Regions from separate parts of the Homo sapiens genome. Here region 1 is linked to region 2. The links are chromatin loops, found by intact Hi-C in ENCODE. Cell type or tissue: endothelial cell of umbilical vein. All regions are shown on one strand. Each heading gives the region's core, and the rest is flanking DNA. Links, peaks and the distances in the headings are about the cores only. Region 1 overlaps CHN2 (chimerin 2). Region 2 has its middle 5.1 kb from the start of CHN2.

Region 1 (2,914 bases), core at 225-2,724, 66 kb before region 2:
CTGACACTGGCATATGGAAGAAGTGAAGACCACCAAACTGCTGTGAGATACTCCCTGGGCTTGGTTTTTTTAATACATGTGCTGTATTGAGATGACCGCAGGCCACTGAAGTGGCGATTGAAAGACACATATAGGACACAGTGGTGTGACCAAGCCAAATGGAAACCAGGGCTAGGATGGACCACACTTAGAGCCATCTGGCAAATGGCCTCAGTGAGGGTTGGTGGTCATTCACGGTACTCAGGTGTGGTCAAGGAAGATGGTGGCCAAGACAATGGGTGAGTAAACCTATTTTCTGGTGGAGGCATCTGAATTTCAGACCAGGCAGCCTGGGAAAGCAGGGCAGGTTTTTAACAGTAAGCCTAGTTGACAGCCCCAGTCTTAATTGCCAAATGCTCTGAAGGAAATCTATTGCCTTACTCGGGATGTATTTAAAGAAAACTCATGCTACCCAGATGGCCTGGGCTCCAAGAAAGTATCACATACATTGCTTAGGGTTTGTTTCCCCCAATGACAAAAGGAATTTTCAGCCAGAACTCCTTGCTAATACAAGGTCTTTGGTTAACAGAGGGCCCTGTAGGTAGGTTTGGATCGTGGTGGGGGGGCGATCGGTTCCTCCTCAAATACTATAGAATTGGCTCCCTGGCCTGCCTAAGTTCCTCTAGGTTCCCTACCCTGGAGCCCACATGGACAGCTTTCAGAAGATCATCGAGATCACCTGTGCCAGACCAGCCTGATGTAGCCATAATTTACCTTGACTAGAAATTGAACTTTAAGTCCTTGAACAAATGATCCATGAGCACCAGCTTCTGGCAGAATATACTGGGGAATGAAAAGATCCACCCAGCTTCCACCACTTCTTTGTAATGAGGTCAGAAACGAACAACTAAATCACCTATAGGCAAGCTGCACTGCATACACCCAAAAATCACAAGGTAAAGGTTAAAATATTGTACTTGTGTTAAAATTGAAAGAACAAAAAATGCCCGTTGCTCTTCTTTCGAATGTTCACATACAAACCTTTTCTTATCAAGAAAGAACACTTGAAATCGATAAACATTAAAACTATGTGAGAATGAGTCATTACACTCCAGCTTTATTAGAGATAAAGTGTTCTCATACTGTCACATGATTCAGTGATTCTGAAATAGACTGAGAAGTTATCTGGGGCTTGAGGGCATATGTCTCATTCATTCACCCAAAAACACCTGGCACACCCATGGCATTTAAATCAAGTTTATGACATGGCAGCCTCTCACTGGGTCTAGAGCTGACCACAACCTAAAGGTGAAAGCTCACTGTAACATCACACCTAATTGTTTACATGAAATGAACGAAAAGAAAGAAAAAAGGCATGTGTTACAAGTCAAATCACTCTTGTCTGAGAAATGTCTGCTCTGGCTGTCAGGAACTTAAATACCAAAGGAAAGGTAAATTGGATTAAGTTACATTTGGAAGAGCATTCCAGTAAGAGGCTTGGTAACTTCTGATTGCATTTAATAGCATTAAACTGAATCAGTTTCTAGATAATGGTTTTTGCATACTGCAAGTTGCATTGATAGATTCTGTCCTTACAGAAGGTATACCTGTGTAAAGGACTAAGATGAAATCAGCCTGCAAAGAGAGAAATGATGTCAGTAAACCAGTCCAATTCTCCACAACTGCCCATAAAAAAGGATATATAAAAGATGAGAAGGGAGACATCAATCATGGCTGTTTGTTTGTTTTTATAAAAAACCCATTCTGAACTTGAGTCACCCAGCTTGCCGTCTTGGCTGTCTGCAAGGTCAGTTCCAACTAACTGCCCAGTTGTCCCATTGCCTGTATCACACAGTCTATAAAACACAAACCTAGATTGAAAAGAAAGACAAGAGAAAAAGAAAACCCCCAACTAATATATATATACATATTTTTTTAAGAGATCACTCAGCTTCTTCCTCTGACCTCATGGCTGGAAGGTTCTAACAAAGGCTTCTCAGTGTGGAGGGTGTTCCGTCTCCTCCTTGCCTCGTGATTATTCCTTCCCACGCCCCAAGATTTAGGACTGGCTGGGGGTCACATGGGCCAGGCCACAGGAGCCCTGCCTTTGTCATCCTGACTCTGCCGGGATGGGGCTGGCTGGGCTCTGAAGTGAGCTCGATGGCCTTCCCTGGAGCCACATGCCTGTCTGAAACTGAGTGCCTGAGACAGTGACCAGGCAAAGGGAAATGCAGAAGCAGGTCTCCCTCTGCACACAATCCACCGGGCATGTCCAGGGAAAATTACTTCCACCCCTCTCCTCTTCTGCCCCTCTCTATGACCATCAGTAACCCACTGTCCATTCTTGGGTGCCTGTCTGGCAGGCTCCTGGTGTAAATGGACCTGAACTCTTTCCTGTGTTCCCCTGGTCTTCCAGTACCTCCTCCCAGTGGTCTCACCACTCTATGACCTGCACGCTCTCTTGGTAGGACAACTGCATGCCGTTGCTCAGAATGACTTCTGTGCTAGACAGGGTGTTGCTAGTTGAGCACTCTGACCAATCTCCTTTAAGCAAACCTGCTTGAACTACAGAAACTGGAAAGCTAAAAACTACATTTCCCAGACTCCCTTGCACAACAAGTCTAAATGTGACCCAGGCTCTGAGGAGCAGACACATTTACATGACATTTGAAAGGAGACGGTGCCAAGCAGTGGCTGTACAGAGAGATTGGCCCCTCCTAGAGACCTAGTATGTGTGATTTTTCTGGGGCAGCTCGCAGAGATTCTCATGTCCAGTCCCCGGTAACCAATGCTGGGTGTGAGTGGTGGTGACAAGGGAGTTACTACTGGAGCAGTCGTGGTTCTCTAAGGTCCCTAAAACCCTGTCATAAGTCATTTTCTGCTTAAACTCCTTAGAGCGGCTTCTGTTGTCTGCAACTAACAACATTAATCAAAA
Region 2 (2,914 bases), core at 230-2,729:
TTGAGGCCAGGAGTTTGAGACCATCCTGAGCAACATGAGGCCTCATCTCTAAAAACATAAAAAATAAATTAGCCAGGCGTTGTAGTTAACCTGTAGTCCTAGCTACTTGGGAGGCTGAGGGGGGAGAATTGCTTGAGTCCAGAAGTTCAAGGATGCAGTGAGCTCTGTTGATGCCACTGCACCCCAGCCTGGGAGACAGAGTGAGGCCCTGTCTCAGGGAAAAAAAAAAAAGCATGGTGGGGGCAGGATCCTTGTTTGCCCAGCCCCTGTATTGTCTACCATACTTTGCATACAATAGGTGCTCAGTGGATGTTGTTCAATTGTTTACTCATTGAGTAAATGAGCAAATTAAGGACATCTGTAAATGGTTCTCTTGTATGCCAGTTCCTTTCCACGTTAGTAGCTGTGACCACTGAGCTACAAGACAATGAGTAACAACACATCTGCAGCAAAAGAAAGAACTTGACGGTCATGTAAGGATACTACCTTTGCTGTGATCAAAAAAGACTGAAACGGTGAAACATAAGAATAAAATCTTGATGGAGTAAATATTTGCAATCCCCACCCCACCCTCCTTCACCGGCTGTTACAATTCACATGATTTATTGTTTGCAGGGTAGCTCTTATGGTGGTGTAATTTGTTTATTTTGTTTCACCATTCTTTTGAAGTTTAAAAGCAGACAAGAAAGCACTGCAGGGTGAACGTGGCTGTCATAGCAGGAGCTGTGCTCCCTCACTGCAGGCATTCTGGAGTGTTTTTTAGTGAAGGTCATTCCCTTTCCCTGTGCTAAACACAGAATGAAATACTGTATTCCTTACTTTCAAGATTAATCCAGTGGTGGGCATTCACAGGAGAATAGCAGGGCTATTCGTCAACTAGCTTTAAATATTTTATGGCAAGTACTCTACCGTACCCTGAAAGTGGTCCTTTTGCCATCAATTTCTCAACATCAAAATGCTCTTTTGCTGTAGTGAGAAATATTTCGCTCTGTAGTTTAAGCCTTATTTCAAATACAAAGACACCTAGTCCTGAGAAAGAGAACGCATTGGCTCTTCTGAGGCAGGCGTCACTAGGGGCAGGAGCTGAGAAACCCGCTGTTTCCTCAGGAGGTGCACAGACGGCCCAGGATGGGTTAATGAGCAGGCAGCTCAGACGCCGCAGGTAGCGGCCCTGCCTCTGAACAAAGAGGAGTCCACACCTGGGGTGCAGACAAAGGGAGGCCGCCTCTGCTACCCAATTCCCAGTTCACATCGCCTGCTGCTGGGGACCCCTAGTGGCGGCACACGACGCAGGCACAGGTATTCCTGCATCGTCTTTCTCACTGAGCTGCAGGGGGGCTTGGGGGTATTGCCTGGAGTATCCTATTTGGCCACTTAGCTTGGGCGGATCAGATCGGCACATGCAGGCACTTAAGGCATGCCATCCGCTGCAGTCTCTTTGACTGGAAAGACAGAGAGGGAGAAGGGGAGTGTAGGGGGTGGGGGGCCGAGAGAGAGAGAGTTTTTCTTTCTGTTTGAAGAGAAAAACAGGATAGCATTCAGAAACTCATTGAATATGTTTTCTTCTGCATGTTGCACCTTCTGGCTTTGTTCCCTGACACTTCAGGTTACAAACATCTTTTCTGTCTTCAATGTCCTAAGAGAAATCTAGGATAAACTAAAGTGAAGCCAGCTGTAAGCCTGCTCTGGGCAAAAGCAGGGAGTGAGTTTGTTTTTCGTGTCTTCTGCGGGGGTTCCTATGGCTTTATGCTCTTTTTCTATGAAAATTTGCTTTCATAACGATATCCAATATATTCATTCTCTACTACCTGTTCATTTATTCAAGCATTCATTAATTCACTCAGTCATGTTGACTAAACACTCATTATGTGCCAGGGAGTATACGAGGCCTGGGGAATAAAGATATGAGGGAAACTGGCTGGGCGCGGTGGCTCACACCTGTAATCCCAGCCCTTTGGGAGGCTGAGGTTGGGCAGATCATTTGAGGTCAGGAGTTCGAGACCAGCCTGGCCAACATGGTGAAACCCCGTCTCTACTAAAAATATAAAAATTAGCCAGGCGTGATGGTGTGCGCCTGTAATGTCAGCTACTCGGGAGGCTGAGACAGGAGAATTGCTTGAACCCAGGAGGCAGAGGTTGCAGTGAGCTGAGATTGTGCCACTGTACTCCAGCTTGGGCGACAGAGCAAGAGATTCTGTCTCAAAAAAAAAAAAAAAAAAGGTATGAGGAAAACTATATCCTTGCTGTGGGGGATCCTACAAAACAACCTTGACTCCTTCCTGTGACATTTACATTTCAACTGGGACAAATTTTTAAAATAGCTATAGAAATGATTTCTGTTTGGGAATTATAGCTATTATCCATGCCGGTGACGACTTTCTTTTCAGCAGTTTTGTTGTTGTTGTTGTTTTTAACAAAACGTCCAAAATCAAGCCTCAAAGACTATTTCTAGACAGCTGGCATTTTCTTATCCACAGTTTTAGCTTGTCAGCCCAGGGAACCGAGCAGATCCTGTACTCTGAATGTCCTCTGCCTTCACTCCCCAAGAAAATCTGAATCAATATTTTCATTTCTTTCCCTGTAGCAGCTATACGTTCAATAACAAAACAGAAATCCTCTTTTTTTTAAAAAAAAAATAAAAAAAGGAGAGTAAATGGGCATTGAAGGAAAGCTAACAGACACAATATCTGAGCCAATCTTCTGATACAGAAAACATATTTTGGCCTTTTACAAATATTCCAGATTGTCTGTAAAACAAAGCATGAGAAAATGATTCTAGGAAAGTTTAATATGTATTTATGGAGTCAAAAAGACCTGGGCTTCACTCCTAGCTTGTCATTTATTAGCTGTGTGACCCTGAGCAAATTATTTAATCTTATATTCTTGGTCTCTAAAATGGGTTAATAATCCCTAT

The links. A loop is a pair of places that touch in the nucleus more often than their neighbours do. Peaks named below come from ENCODE experiments on the same cell type or tissue, not always from the same donor. Only the 100,000 strongest peaks of a DNase experiment are listed, where the experiment ranks them.
Region 1: it touches region 2 in a loop (4-fold over the local background); 6 of 110 quality-filtered maps call a loop at or near these places.

The regions. Positions count from the first base shown.
Region 1 is chr7:29,254,506-29,257,419 of GRCh38, reverse strand. All of the region lies in intron 1 of CHN2 (chimerin 2), which reads right to left. Among named protein-coding and RNA genes, the nearest start is that of CHN2-AS1, 47 kb to the right of the region's middle. In endothelial cell of umbilical vein, for the core only: no CTCF peak of the experiment used is centred there; DNase peaks (open chromatin) are centred at 1,179 and 1,709; H3K27ac peaks cover 311 bases.
Region 2 is chr7:29,188,254-29,191,167 of GRCh38, reverse strand. It overlaps a transcript of CPVL not described here and a transcript of CHN2 not described here. Among named protein-coding and RNA genes, the nearest start is that of CHN2, 5.1 kb to the left of the region's middle. RefSeq lists an enhancer at 1,202-1,351. In endothelial cell of umbilical vein, for the core only: a CTCF peak has its summit at 1,266 (motif pointing left); a DNase peak (open chromatin) is centred at 1,267.